Regions from separate parts of the Homo sapiens genome. Here region 1 is linked to region 2. Evidence: chromatin loops called from intact Hi-C (ENCODE). Cell type or tissue: Calu3. All regions are shown on one strand.

Evidence for each region. A loop is a pair of places that touch in the nucleus more often than their neighbours do. Peaks named below come from ENCODE experiments on the same cell type or tissue, not always from the same donor. Only the 100,000 strongest peaks of a DNase experiment are listed, where the experiment ranks them.
Region 1: it touches region 2 in a loop (9-fold over the local background); 11 of 110 quality-filtered maps call a loop at or near these places.

What each region holds. Positions count from the first base shown.
Region 1 is chr18:44,125,816-44,133,815 of GRCh38, reverse strand. No RefSeq gene overlaps it. Among named protein-coding and RNA genes, the nearest start is that of LINC01478, 400 kb to the left of the region's middle. In Calu3, a CTCF peak has its summit at 3,245 (motif pointing left); a DNase peak (open chromatin) is centred at 3,255.
Region 2 is chr18:44,891,690-44,899,689 of GRCh38, reverse strand. The region is part of intron 3 of SETBP1 (SET binding protein 1); the gene reads right to left. Among named protein-coding and RNA genes, the nearest start is that of MIR4319, 74 kb to the left of the region's middle. RefSeq lists a silencer at 5,312-5,606. In Calu3, no CTCF peak of the experiment used is centred here; a DNase peak (open chromatin) is centred at 4,059.

The DNA of each region.
Region 1 (8,000 bases), 770 kb after region 2:
CAGTTCCTGTAAACCAATTCTTCTTCCCAGAAATAACCTCAGTGAAAAATTTCGTGTGTTTCTTTCCAAGTTTTGCTTCTTTGCTAGATACTGACAAATTGCCCTCAAAAGAGATTTTTGCCAATTATTCTCCCACTGGTAGTATAACAAGATATTTGTTTCCCTATGTCATGCCATGCCAGATAGCATCAATTACTTACATTTTTCGGCAATCTCAAGGGTAAAAAAATCTATTTCAAAAGGCAACCTCTAACATTTATTTTATTATTGTTTATAATAAATCATTATGGAGAACCTAAATATCTATCAATAAAGAAATAACTAATTACATTATAGATGCATTTATGCTTTGTAGTGGTTTGAGAAACATAAAAGATGTACATGTGATAATAGAAAATGACTACTATAAAAAGACCTCTATGACCTACCATAAAAGGAAAAAAATTTTTTCCCTTAGAAAAATAAGAACAGCTACCATTACCCCAAATCCAGAAATCTCAGTGATATGCACATATATATATATATATATATGCATATTTATTCATAGATAAAAGTCCAGAGTCATAAATCCCATACTTGGAAAAGTAGTTATCTTTGGGGAAGAAATGTAGAATTTACAATTTTGAATGACCATTTTTTTCTGTAAGTGAAATAATATAAAATTATTAATATATTTAACTGCTATTCTATTTTTTTTATTTCTCAATTATCAATGAAGTTGATGCCTTACCATTTCTTATTCTGTGATTAGCCTTTATATGCAGTGCTCCTTTTCCCACTGGGCTTTTTTTTCTCTAAGGTTTTTGTCCTTGGTCTTAGGAATGTTCAAGTTTTTTTTTCTTCTATTTTATATATTTGCCTTTAACTTTGTTTATGTGTATTTTACTATACAAATGTTTAAATTTTAAGTGTAGTAATATTTTTACTTTTTTTTTTTTTTTTTTCCTGCAGATGGAGTTTCGCTCTTGTTGCCCAGGCTGGAGTGCAATGGTGCGATCTCGGGTCACTGTAACCTCCACCTCCCGAGTTCAAGCAATTCTCCTGCCTCAGCCTCCCAAGTAGCTGGAATTACAGGCATGTGCCACCATGGCTGGCTAAGTTTTTTGTATTTAGTAGAGATGCGGTTTCACCATTTTAGTCAGGCTGGTCGCAAACTCCTGACCTCAGGTGATCCACCCCCATCGGCCTCCCAAAGTGCTGGGATTACAGGCGTGCACCACCGTGTCCAGCCTATTTTTACTTTTTATGGCTTCTGATTTCGTGTTTTAGAAAAACCTTTGTTTTGCAAGATTATAAAAAAATTCTAATTTTTTATTCTCATAACTTTAGAGTTTTAAATATATACACATTCATAATCTACTTGGGATGGCTCTTATGTCAATGTGAGAAAACAATCTAATTTAATTTTGACCTCTTTCCCTCCTTCATGTATCCAAATGAATAAAACCCCTTTTCCCCCACAGAGTGCATGAAGCACTATTATTACTACAGCAGTTTGGGAAATACTCTCCAAGCCTCCAGTAATTCATATTTGGGGCTCTGATCCATGAATATTCTTCATAAATGGCCATGTATCCATGAAAATAGTTCAGGTTTTTCATTCAGTTTTCTACAAATGTCTATTAAAACTCTGGGAAACATACATTTTAAAAACCAAAATCCATGGTTCAAACATACAATTATTCTATAACTGTCTCCACAAACTTGCCTCCCAGTGAAGACTATGGAAACTCCTCTTCCCCACCTAAATAGCCTTTAAATCTTGAGAGGTTTCTTTTCATTTAAGTTCACTTAAACAGAAACTTATTTAATCTCCACAGAAGTATTAATACTTTAAGTCAGGGTTTATTATACATTAAATAACTGAATAGAAGAAGGCTTTCATGTTCCCAGCAATAATTAGCAGAGTCAGTCTTTAACCACAAGCTATCTACCTGCTCCCCCATCTCTCTACCTGTCTGTGCTTATTTCACTGACCACACAGCTTGCATATCTGTAAAAATGTAGGTTCTTTGTGTTGATTGGTTCTGTGATTCTTAACTTTTGTCCAAGGTGAATGCAAATACTTTCAATCAATGTAATCAATGTTTACAGTCCATATTAACTAGTTTGGATTAGCAAGAATGATCATATATAACAATTGGAAATAAGAAACATTATATGTATGTATCATTTATATAGTCATAGATAAATATTCAGTTCCAACCACAGGTCCACAAGTTCCATGAAACTGCATATGTAAATTTCTTTCTGAATAACTTTTTAGTAACTGTAAAATTTTCCATTCCAGTATGCACAAAAATTGATTTATTTGAGTAGAGTTAGAGAAAAAGGAAACTAGTTGTGGTTAATAGGGAAGGAAGATAAAGCAAACGTCAAAAATAAAACTTTTACAAAAGCTTTGCCAAAGCTGAAGGAAGATGAGAAAAATAAATTTAGTTCTTAGACGAGTTCTCTGTGACTAGTTTTTGTGAGAAGAGAAATAATTGAACCAAATCAAAGGAAATAATAGAGGGAGCCTTGCAGGGCTGAAGTTAGGACTCACTGAGAACTTGAGGGACAAGAGTGAATTACTCTCCAGTCATAAAACAAAAAGCTGCTGAGGATAAGGCAAACAAACATGCCTCATATCTTCATCAGTAAGTGTTTATCTTCAATAAGTACAAAAAGTTATATGGACCTTTTTCAAATTGTAGGGAAATCATAAAAAGCTTCTAATGCATCAAGATATAATAGTTGGAAATGTATAGTACTCCACCCACTATTCTTTGTAAAAGATATTTAAAATTGTTGACCTTTTCTTACTTTATATATATTTTTATGTATTACTAAGCTGTTTTATTATTTTGCTGTTGGGAAGATTGATTTATTTACAAAGGTTTTCCGTAGGTTAACCATACATATTGTCTCTCTTAATCCTATTTTCCCCAGAAGACTTTAAATTCTTTAATGTCAAATTGTCTTGCCATGGTGGCTGTCAGAAATCTGACCCCTAGAGTTGGGGGGAGCCTCTTTCGAATCTAGTTCCAAGTGGTATCTTACGAGGGAATAGAGAAAAATGAGACTGGAAAAATAGGCTGGAGCAAGTCCATGTGCCAATTGTATCTTCTTACCCTTTAACATATAATTAGACCTGGCAGGCATATGGCAAATGCTTTTTCTGTGTACTTTATGCACACAATACTCAAAACCATTTCCAAATTTCTGGTCCCTCCTTTCTGGCCCACCAGTGGTCCGTGTTCTGTGAGTGTCCTGTGTAATTCTGACCCCTAGTGGCTGAGGAGGCTAGACCTAAGACACATTTCAATCAACATTTTTCGTAAGATGTCATGCACTAAACTGCTAACCTATTTAATTTTCTTTTTAATTTTTGCATCTAAATCTGACTTGAAGTCAGCTCCATCCCCCCACTGTTTCCTGATTCAGTGTACCTCTTAATCTATCTATCATGCAATAGACAACCATGAAATCCAAAGCTGCTTTTATTCCTGGTTGATAGGAATGGGATGTAAGGTTTAATGAGAGGGAGAATGGTATAGGTCTTATACCCAATCAAAAGGTCATCCTCCTTTATAGGAGACTGAAAATAAAAACTACACTATGAAACCAAAAGTCCAACTTGTGTCAGATATATTTCCCAAGATTTTCCAATTTGAGCTCAGGGAAAACTATTATTTTCACTGGATCAATTCATGGTAATTACACTTTGTATCTAGAAACCTTCTGTCAAAATCCAAATATTTCACAGGGTTGCATTAATATCTAATACCAAGTAAGTACCTAATAACACTAATAACACCTTAAGATAGTTGATGGAGTAGATTAAAATGATTAAGCCAGAGACTGGAAAAAAATGCACATAGACTGGGTCATTTTGAAAGCAGGATACTGACAATGGTATAATCTGGACTATGAAGTAAAATAGCATGCCTAACACTAAGATGTCATTGTGGATGGTAACTGTATGTTCACACACAGAAAAATGTGTATTGCCTTCCATCTTTACAGGCTTTTGTGGTGAGGAAAGCAGGGATTGTCACCCCATTTTGCGGTTACATAAAATAAGGCACAGATAGGCTATTCATCTTATCTAAAGTTACAGTGCTAGTTTATGGAAGAGTTTAAAATTAAGTGCATGTTTTTTTATCATAAAAGGAACTTTTTTTTTTTATTCACACTAGACATATGGGAGGACCACTTCTGCGAGGTCCTTTGGTAAGTCACCTTATTCTAAGAGGACATACGGCAGTTGAGAGAGTAGGAAAAGGGGCAGAAGACAGAACAGTAAAATGAGGAAGCATGACATGAATTTAATTATGTCATCATTTTTCTAATAGAGAGCCAACTAGATCACACAGAACTAAAAAGCAAATGTGGCATTTTCTGGGAGAACTGAGACTGTGAGTGTTACCAGTTAATAAAATAGGGTTCAGGAGTGGAATTTGAGTCTCTGGTTGGACTTTATCATTATCAATATATTTTTGAGTCCTTCATTATTTTAGGCACTGTGATAGATAATAAAATTATGATAAAATTGATAATAATATTTTATTGAGCACTTAGTATCTGTTTCAAATAATTTATGCCATGTAACCTCATGGTAAACCTGGGAGGTATGTATTATTATTAAATTCTTTAATGTCAAATTTTCCTGCCACAGACAATTTGGCATTAAAGAACTTAATTAAAGACATTAATTTACATTTTTACTTATGGAAAGTTAATCTTTAAGTTTCTTTCCATAAGTAAAAAGACTGAGGCTTGTAAATGTCAACTAAGTTGTCCAAAGTCTTAACCTTATACACAGCAATCACTCTAACCTCCATATCCCTTGGGCTTAACTGTAAAGACAAATGCATGAATAAGACAGGCAACTCCTGCCTCCTTCTAGGAGCTTTTAGGGCACACACATGAAGTACAAACTTGTCCAAGTACCCTTGCAAAATATTCAGAAATAAAGTAAATGCAAGATAAAAATAAAGACCCAGAGTAAAGTTAGCTTGAATTTCAATGTGTAATAAAATTAGACCATTAACAATCAAATTATATAAAAGGAGCTATTTCATGTCAAGTAAATCACTAAGTCAAATTATTTTTGGTTAGTTTTTTAAAGGAACGGGTGCAGAGAGACTATTTAAGAGTTTTTTTTTAAATCATCCATATGAGATATGTGGAGGATTTCCTTATCCTGTGACTTTCTCACTCAGATGTATGCTTGCATGGAAAAGTCACTGGGGCAGGAAATTATCTGCCTATGACTACTCTAGTGGGTGGGGCATGGAAAGAGATTTTCATCATGATCCCTTTATGTAAAAGGAGAAGGAGGAGCAATTGAGGACCATTTAAAGAAAAGAAGAAGGAAATTTTAAAAATAAAACAAGAAGAGAAGAATCTACTGTGATTATTTTTCATTAGTTTAAGTGACTGGATATGGGGACTATTAAACAAACAAACAAAATAGAATGTAAATTAATCAGCTATTTCTAACTCATGCTGATTGAATATTAAACTTTCACTCAGGGTTCTATCAAGGCTTCAGCATCTGAGAGTGAAATCATATAGGATTTTCTATCCTTGAGCAGGACACAGCACCAGTTTGACATCCTGGTCTTCATGAAAGTTCCTGGTTTCTTTATGCTTTTTAATTTGGCAATATTAACTGTTTTCTAAATTAGGTGTATCTTACCTCTAATAAGATTAGAGCGTTAGGAAACTCTTGGATGCCATTTACAGATTTATAATAATGTAACCCCTCAATGGAGTGGTTCCTAAGCAGTTCTGAAAGTCAAAGATGCAATCAAAATTAGATATTTAAATTAATTTAACATCTTGAACTTCATATTCATGATTCATGTTGAATATGTTTCTTAATTACTTGGAGCCTTCATCTCCTCATTTGTTAACTAGAATGAGTTGCTTCAGCAGGGTCTTTGTGAAGAATAAATGAAATACACATGTGAAAAATACATAGTGACCCAATACTAGTAAACTGGTGTCTATTATGTGTGCTTCCTTTCATCTACTTTGCAGGATCCTAAGCTATGAAGTACTGTTGGCCTCATGCTGAAAATCTGCTGACTGATACTGGTTATTTGTGTTTGTCTGTTTGTTGCTATTGCATACAGGCTTTTTTATAATTTTATTGACATCCACGTTGCTACTGGTTTTTCATTTCCCCACATTTCTTATTTGTGTATATGTCCATTCAGTCTTTCTTTTCTGTTTGATTAGCCACTTCTAATCTTCTGAAGGTCAGAGAAACAAGTCATAACCTTGTTAGAACTGCTTTTGAAATAATGAGTCCTAAACTTTAAAAGGAGGTTTGCGTGCATCTGTGGACTTTAGTGGGTGGGCTCTGGGGCACCTATTTTGGTCACCAATGATTTTAGCTAATTTTTTTTTTTTCTTTTGAGACAGAGTCTCGCTCTGCCACCCAGGCTGGAGTGTGGTGGCGTGATCTTGGCTCAATGCAAGCTCCATCTCCTGGGTTCACGCCATTCTCCTGCCTCGGCCTCCCGAGTATCTGGGACTGCAGGCGCCCGCCACCAGGCCCGGCTAATTTTTTATATTTTTAGTGGAGACGGGGTTTCACCATGTTAGCCAGGATGGTCTTGATCTCCTGACCTCGTGATCCGCCCACCTAGGCCTCCCAAAGTGCTGGGATTACAGGCGTGAGCCACCGCACCCGGCTAATGTTAGCTAATTTTTATCAGACTTCTTTCTTGTGCCATAGCTGTGCTAGAAAAGTTTTATTTTATTTTTTTACTTTTCTTTACACATTTCTAGAGGGCAGAAACTACGTCTTGTAAATCTTTGTTTCCCCAGTGCCAAGCAAAGTTGTTACATAAAAGGCATTTCATAAACATTCTCAAATACATAATGACTGAAAGTTTAAACTCTAGAATAGAAGACCTGTGCTGCTACTGGTAAGGCATCATGTCTAAAATGGTGTCATTATCATCCTAACTTCAAGTAGCTCTGTTGTGCTTCCCTATGTCCCACAGTTGTTCTTGTACTGACTCAGCAATAAAAAAAAGTTCAATAAAATAAAATGTTGTGTGAAAGCTATTTACATATTATATCAATCTCTTTTTCACTTGCTTTTTGCAGATATGCTGATATTGTCTATTCAGGTTTGGTGCTATCAACATAAAGGTGGAAACCCACTGGCTCATTAGGACAAATTTCTTTGTGATACTAGTGATCAGCAACATTAATAGACCTGAAGTCAGAAGCTGCAAAAAAAAATAGCCTGCTAATTTTGCAACCTGAGTAAAAGTACTCTTAAAATGTTGGAATAATCTTAGTAACTCCATGCCTACGACTTCTCTTATGTCAGAAATAAGGAGTACTGGGGAAATTCCAGATGAAGATGAGTATAAGGAAGTCTTTTCTTTCAAAGAGGAGCCTTTTCTAACTCTGTGATGAAGATCTTCAGGCTAGGAAATATCTCGTTTCAAATGTTTCAAATTTTCAACCACTGTACTCTGAATGTGATGAAAAATACAACCTTGAAATCTTTAACATGCAGGCAACAAAGATCAGAGGTTGTTAGATGGTATATTATCCTGTGGAATACATATGTGCTGGATGATTCCTATGCATTTATACAGGACTCTTCCTACATGACAAGAACTATTTCAAACTCTATGACATATGATACATTCCCTCTTTTAATAGATAATCTCTACAGATAAGACTAATACCAATGAAAGTTTGTCAGGCTTTATGACAAAGTATAACATAAATGCTACATTGTCAGAATAGACTGTCAAAGGTAATATAGGTTATACGTATTCTGCTGTGTCAAAAATAAATATCACTTCAAGTTATGAGGATAGTCTCAGGAAGCAATTAGGAAATTGGGATTTAAAGGCTGGAAGGGAAGTTAGAAATCAGTCAGATAAATGTTTTTCAAACGTTTTCTAATAAGTGAAATTAAAAAACAAACTCTTAAGCAGAAGGTTAATAAGCAACTGTTATAAGGTATAATTATTGTG
Region 2 (8,000 bases):
TGCATAATAAAGTTGTGAGGCCCCTTGTTCAAAGATTAAGAATTTCAGATAGCAAAAACCAAGCACTAAACCAAGTGTGAGATCTTCTAAGTGTGGGCCCTTCATTACTGCCAGCGTGGAATGCCCATGAAGCCAGTCCTGAGCTGAGTGGTGAGTCCAGTCCTGAGCTGTATGGTCCCAAGGCTTGGAGCTCTCTCCTACATGGCTGACCATACAGCATGGCCAACATGCACTGGCCTGAGGAACTATTGCAGTTTTATTTTGGAGACAGAATTGCCTTCCTTTCTTGTTAAATCACCAGGACCCCTTGCAATCCCCGGTTATGATCTCCTTTGGGGAGGAATGCCTCTCTCTATTCCCCAAAAAAGTTTGGTGTCTGGAAATTACTCGACAAATGTGACTATTTATTTAAAAATTTACTTCCTTTGTTCTAGAGAATATTTAGAGAATATCATTTGTTCTAGAGAATATTTAAAATGGCTTTTCAACACATCATTGGTGGAGTAGTGGATATTAATAAAGGCAAAAGCATAGAAAGACATTGAAGGAATTATTGTTTTAACTCTACAAAAGGAACAAAAAACGAGCAATAAAAACATTATACCTTATCTCACTGTCACTTAAAAATTCATGGAGGACCCCAGACTAGAACCCAGTATCTCCCGATATGAGACCCAGGGCTGTTTTCCAAACTTAGCAGAGAGTATTTCCATTTGGGCAATCCCTCAGTGTTGAGGTATAAGTGACAGCAGTTAAAAAACACATGGAAAGCCAAGCCAGAGATCATTTTAAAGAATGCAGCATCTCATGTTATTTGATCACTATATTCTCTGAGCATTTAATCCTCTCAAATATTTTACAATCACTTCCTTTAATTACAGAGAAAACACATTGGAGTGATGTGGGTGCTCGGGTGTGTCCCCTCCTGTTTCCTTCTTTCTGTTTAATCAAGAATTTGAATCACCTTTCAGCTTCCTAATCCTCTAATCCTAAAAGGAATTTACTCTGCTCCAAACTCTGCTTGGCAAGACTGTACAGTAGAACTCGAAGCCCTTTCATGAAGACTGGGAGAAGGGAGAGAAAATCCTGGAGGCAGCCTTCCTGGCTTCCTTCCCCAAACTCAGGAAATTGGGGCCCCTTGAGAGAATTGTCTTCCAGCTAGCATTTGAAAATACACATCTGGAAGCCCTCCATCAGATTTACCTGCAGGGCTTATTAAAATTCTAACTTTCTAGGTGGCTTCCATTCTAGCCACGCTAAATTAGAAGTTGGAGACAGAAAATTTGTCTATCCATCTATATCTCTCTATCTATATTTAAATTTTCCCAAGTGATTCTCCTATGTACCATAAATTGAGACGTGGCTAGCCATTCACATCCTCAATGTACATTCACTGTATAAATATATTACTTCCAGGAAACCCATTGGTGCTTAATAGTGTAACTCAATTTAAAGGTCATGAGTTATAAATATATAGAATCAAGTAGTGGTGTGGCTAAAAAGACCTTTGATCAATATGGGTCACTGCTGTGGGATCCAGAAAGAATGTGGAGGAACAATGAAACAGGCATCTCTCTATGGAAAGGTATGCTGAGTTACAAGCAAAGAGCCCTGAGTGAGTTTAGAGTCAGGGTTTCCATTCCTCAGAAGTCTGGGCACTATCACAACAATTACCATACACACCTACCTTTTTAGGACAGCTGATACTTCCAGTATTCTGATTTACTGTCTCTACTGAACACTCTCATATACTGGAAGTCTCAATACTTCAGTAACCAAGGTTTACCAACTCAACACTCCCAGAAGTGCACTAAAAATCCTCTATCACACCACAGGTCTGTATTTCTGGCTTGATGAATGTGGTCACCATAACCAAGAGAACAGCCCAAAGCTCAGATTGTCTTCCCCCATTAGCACTAGAGCTGTCTTCCTCCATCTAAAAAGATGGCCTCGTTTTGCCCCTGCACAGCTGCTCTTGTTCATATGCTGCCAGTTACACGGCTGCTCACTCTTTTCTATTTACCTATTCTCTGAGAGCTGGAACAGCATTTCCTAATTTTCTCTCCTCTCACAGACGCACCTGCAGTGTTTCCCACACAACTCAATTAATGCTATAAACTGGTAAAAGATGATGGCCCCTGCTTGATTCGAGGAACTCATCAGTAAAATGAGCCCGATGTGTCCCAGACCACATGCTGGGAGGAATACGAATTTGTAACACACCTTCTCATCAGCCCGGGTCGCTAAATAGGGCAGACTTTATTTTTTTTTTGCAGAGCCTCCATATGTTCGACTCACATGGATCAATAGAAGCACCATATTGTCTTCACAAAAGCTTCAGATCCTCACCCTTTCTAATATACAGAAGGTCCAGATTGTTTTTTCTCAAACATAGGGATGCCCCGAAGCTTCAGCTGACAGCGTGGGATAGGGAAGCAGCCCAAGTGAGTTATGTGGCCACAGACTGTGGGCCACACCTCACCAATTTGGGTTTCAAATGGCCCCCAAAGGACCCCGCAGAACTTAAAAGCAGAGAGATTCAGCAACTCTGGAGCGCAAATGCAATCTTAACCTCTATCGTGCTTTTCTGCAACAAGGCAGAAAATCAAAAGTGAGGAGTGCACAGCTGCCCCACCAGAAGCGAAGCAAAGTCTCAACAGGAGTGAGTCAATACACTCTGGGCGACAGCTGGGTAAACATTTCCGATCAACCCTTGCAGTTTTGATAGAACCCTGTGTGTGTGTGTGATGGTACAGTTGGGTGGATTGATGGCTGCTTAAATATCTGTAATCAAAGAGTACAGAGTAAGAAGGACATTGACAAACTGGAGAAGATAAACAGAAACACAAATAATGGTGGTTATCAAAGAAGAAAGATATCATAGGAGGAAAAATGAGGATATTTAGCCTGAAGAGTCAAAATTTGGATGTAGGGCTGGGTGTGGTGGCTCACACCTGTAATCCCAGCACTTTGGGAGGCCGAGATCATCCTGACCAACGTGGTGAAACCCCATCTCTACTAAAAATACAAAAATTACTTGGATGTGGTGGTGTGCACCTGTAGTCCCAGCTACTCAGGAGGCTGAGGCAGAATTGCTTGAACCCAGGAGGCAGAGGTTGTAGTGAGCCGAGATGGCACCACTGCACTCCAGCCGGAAAAAATCCAACAAACAAAACAAAACAAAAAAACTTGGATGTAGAGTGGGGAGGGTCAGGGATGATGTCTGTCTTCAAATACATCAAGGGCCAAGGCACAGAAGAATAATTAGACTTGTACAATATGCATAATTCCAGGAAGAGACTAATGATGAAAGTAGCTGGGAAATAGATTTCCGCAAAATATAAAATGTTTTCTGAAAATCAAAAATGTTCAGAAATAGAGAAGCTGCTGGAAATTTAAGACGAGACAGAATGTCCTTTTGTCAGAGAGTCCTTTATGATATGGGAAGTTAGAACAGTGGACCTCCAAGCCACTTTCCAATACCAATTCAAAGATTGTGTGCTGAGACACTGCCCCTAATCATCTCCCAATACCACCCCTTTCAGCCCACCTGTCAGGGGTAGGCAATGAAGTAACTGACAACCGGCAAAGTTAAGAGGATCAAATGTTACAGGTATGCAATACCCAGGAAGCGCTGCTGTGGCTCTAGATTCCTCTCCAACATTTTCACTGAGGGAGTGATCATGCTCCTATCAGGGAGTGTGTGTAAGGAGGGTGGGGTGAGCATGCGGGCATGGGGAAATGATTTTTACTTTGCCATTTCACTGTTACATCAAATCCCCTTTAAGAAGGTTTTCAGATTTGCCTCTCGATGTTAATAAATAGCTCATAATGCAAAAAAAGTGTCATTTTTTTTCTTTGGTTGAAATAAATAAAACAAAATATTTAATTTTTCCTGAAGAGAAGTCATTTAGTTCTCAAATTGCATGCTAAACCCAACATTGTTAAGTTAATAAGTCATCCTAAAATTCTGAGCCACCTGTCCAGTGGGAAGAAAAGATAGTAACTTATGAGATTACATCCTAACACCATTGCCACCTTCCCACTGGGAGGCAGCATGGGGTAATGGAAAGAGCACTTCTCTGTGAGTCCAACTTCCTGCTCCAACAACTTGCTATGGTACGTTCAGCAGCCATTTCACTTCTGCTGTCAAAGGTCACTGCCATTTTCTAACTCAACCATAATCACTCAACAGAGAAGACTGAATACCACTTGACTACACAATTATATTTGAGGACACACACTCAGGGAAAATGGGTTCAAAATGCATAGTACTCTCTACAGCTCTTAGATTTTCCCAATTCTCAATAACTTGAGTATTTGATGTGAACTCATGGTTTTTCAAACCCACCCTTCCTTCCTTCCTTCCTTCACTCCCTCTCTCCCCCCTTCCTCCCTCCCTCCTTCCCTCCCCCTCCCTCCCCCCTTCCTTCCTCCCTCCCTCCCCCTCCCTTCCTCTCTCCCTCCCCCTCCCTTTCTTCCCTCCCCTCCCCTCCCCTCCCATCCCCTCCCCTCCTCTTCCCTTCCCTTCCCTCTTCTCCTTTCTTTCTCTGCTTTCATTTGCTTTTTCTTTTCTGAGACAGGATTTTCCTCTGTTGCCCAGGCTGGAGTGCAGTGGCATGATCATACCTCACTGCAACCTTGAATTCCTGGGCTCAAGTGATCCTCCCACCTCAGCCTCCCTAGTAGCTGGGACTACAGGCACATGTGACTGGCTACTTTTTTTTTTTTTTAAGTTTTGCAGAGATAGGGTCTCGCTATGTTGCTCAGGCTGCTTTTGAACTCCTGGCCTTGAGCAATCCTCCTGAGTCAGCCTCCCAAAGCAGCCACGGTGCCCAGCCTCAATTAAGTTTTCAACAGTGAATTGGACTTAAATTGTCTTCTGTTTACAATGGCTGAAATCCATTTAAATTCTCTTGGTGGTCCTTTGTTGATTCCTGGAGATTTTTGTACTGTACTTGCCTCATTCCTACACATACTTTAATTGAATAAAATGGGAGAATGCATTTTCCCAAGTGCCTAAAGTGACTGTGGAAATAACCAGGGAGAGTTACTATTTTCAGTCTACAACATATCATATTCAGATACATATCATTGTGGACATAATGAATGGGAATTCTATATACCTATAATTAGTCAACATAATTTTCTTTTCCTCCTTATATAATGATTTTTATCTGAGCACCAAGGGGGTCCTTTAACATTCAAATTAAACTTCATGACAATCCAACAAGCCCAATATTACTACCTCAATTAAGGACATTGCTACATAGAAGGGTGAAAAAAAAAATGATCCAAGTAAGATGATCAGGAATACACATCCCTGTTTACTAGGGAGGCAAACTGCAAGTCTCCTTTGGGAGGAGCATATAAAACAAATTTATATTTACAATCGCTTCCTGCACTGCTGGCTAAATTGAAGTCATTTTGCCAAGATTCACTCAGAAAAAGAGAGTACCATTTCCTGCATTCTTTGGCTGGTTCTGGCGAACAACTTGGAGAGAGGGGAAGTGACCTGCTTGAGGTGATGAGTTAGGAATCTATGAGGCTGCTGAATGGAAACTCAAATGAAATTGGAATAGCTTTTTGTTTTTTATTTCAGCCCTCAGTCATCTCTTTTCACTCTAAGGTTCTTTGCTTGAACTTTCTGCTTAGTTGCAAGTTGTGCTCTTACTGGCTGCAGATCAAGAGTGGAGTTTTAAAACTAAAGTGTCCCCTCCAATCCCTGTTTAACCTTAGCATAAAGAAATGGACAAAGTTTGGTATATACAATAGATAGGCAGCAACTCTCAAACTGTTTTGACCGTATGAGAGAGATAAGAGATACACTTTTCATCATATTCTGTACACACACACACAAATAGGTATTTTTGTGTGCATTTTACACATGTTAAAATAAGAGTTTAAAGAAACAAAATTTGCACTTACTCTGTATGATGTCTTTTGATATTTCTCTCTCTCCCTCCCTCTTTTCTTTTTTCCTTTCTCTTGCTTATATTGACCCCCTAAATTGAATTCATAATGGGTCATGAATCTCAGTTTGTATAAAAGCAAAACAAAACAGCTTATATAAAGTTCAAAAATGAAAGACTTGTTACCACTTCAGGAAGGCCACACCGGGGTGAGGAGAGAACATTGATCTATCAGCCAGGAGACCGAGGTTCAATTCCTGTTGACTACTAACTATGTGCACCAGCTAGAAAGCAGGGTGAAGGGTATGGGCTGAAGAGCCTGTGTTTGCATCTCACCTCTCTCAGTTACAAATTGTGTGAATTTAAGCAAGTTACCAAACATCTCCACGCTTCCATTTGCACATCTTTCAAATGGAGCATTCATAGAACCTACCCCCAAGGGTTATTATGAGCATTTAGTGAGTTATTGTAGGAAAATTACTCAGAACAGTTCTAATGACTGGCCTTTAGTCAGTGGCCAGTAAATGTTATCTAGTACTACTTTAAATTGAGGTGACAGGATCTGTTCTAACCCTTGAAACTTTTCATGTAGGTTGCTCGTTCTTAAGAAGATGAGAAGGAATTAAATGAGGAGAAATGAGTCACAGTTGTTATGGAAAAGGGACTGTTAATGTCATTTGACCACAAGCTTTTTTTGAGCTAACAATGGTTGCTAAAATAGTCATCATAATCCTAGATGGCAGTAATTGAAATAAAAAATCTCAATAGAGGCTGCTAACAATCACCCTATATTGGTCAGGAAACATTTAATATACTGTTATTAAAGTCATGGAGCTACCAGAAGATTTGATTGCTTAGGGTCATGGAGATGCCAGAAATCTATTCTAGGAGAAGGTGAACAGAGCTAGGAGGAGATGAAGACCATATTAATAAAGGCTTGGTTGAGAAAATGAGAGGTGTTTAGCTTGGAGATGTGAAGATTTAAGGGAGTTCTGATAACTGCTTTCAAATGGTTGAAGTTATTGTGTGGATGAGGAAGAAAAATTATTATGTAGCAGTTACAATAAAACCAGTAGATAGAAGTTTCAATAAAATATATTTGAACTCTATACACAGAATAATTTCCAAACAATAAAAGCTGTCCAGCCACAAAATACATTACCTGGCCAACAGAAAGCTCTCCATCACTGGAAACTTTCAAGCAGAGACAAGATGACCTACTAGGTATGCCTAACTGATTTTTTGAATTGGTAACAAGATCAAATCACAACCTATTTTAGAGCTAAAATTCAACACAATAGCACAGGTAAATGGGCTTTAAAAGGCCTAAGCCATGTACATATGCAGGTGACATTATGTCAATGCTGTCTGCACCTGTCTGCACCACCTGGAGTGTCTGTTTAAGTCCTCAAAAACACATTTTGCTTCCCATCCTTAATTCCCATATAAGGCCATTCTCTAAGTTCTATTGCAAAACTTGGGCAGCCATGTAGCTCTCCACCAACGAAACAGCTAGGCCTTTGTGCAACTTCTCATCCATAGTGGAGAGCCAGTGGAATTTTATTTTTGTTTTGCTTACTTCTCTTTCAGCCCTTTAATAGCAAACAAACAATTTGGAGATAATTTAGGCTCCAAATAAACTCCTCACTCCTCCTCTCATGCCCAAAAACTGTCAAAATGTTTGAATGTAAAAGGATTATTCAGGATTCATTTTATAAGACATTTGAGCTTAATTTCTGTTGTTTCTTCTCAAAGTAGAGCACTTCTCCTCCCCTCAACTTTTGAGTCTGGGTTTCTCATCTCGTAGGTGGGTTTGATGAATATATCTGTTGATCATGTGCAAACTCCTTTGAGAAAATAAAAAGCAATGTTCAAACGTTCAAAAATAATGTCTTTTACAGTTCCTATTTCAAGACATCTATGACAAAAATCTCTGTGAAAGACATGTGACCTAAAGAGGAAAAAAATGCCTCCATTATACAGAAACTAAAATGGTTTGGCATTTGTGAAGCAGGACTCTGAATTGGTCAGATAAAGACGGAAAGGAACAGTAGAAGACTAAGCAATAACCCAGGAAATCTGAAAGGT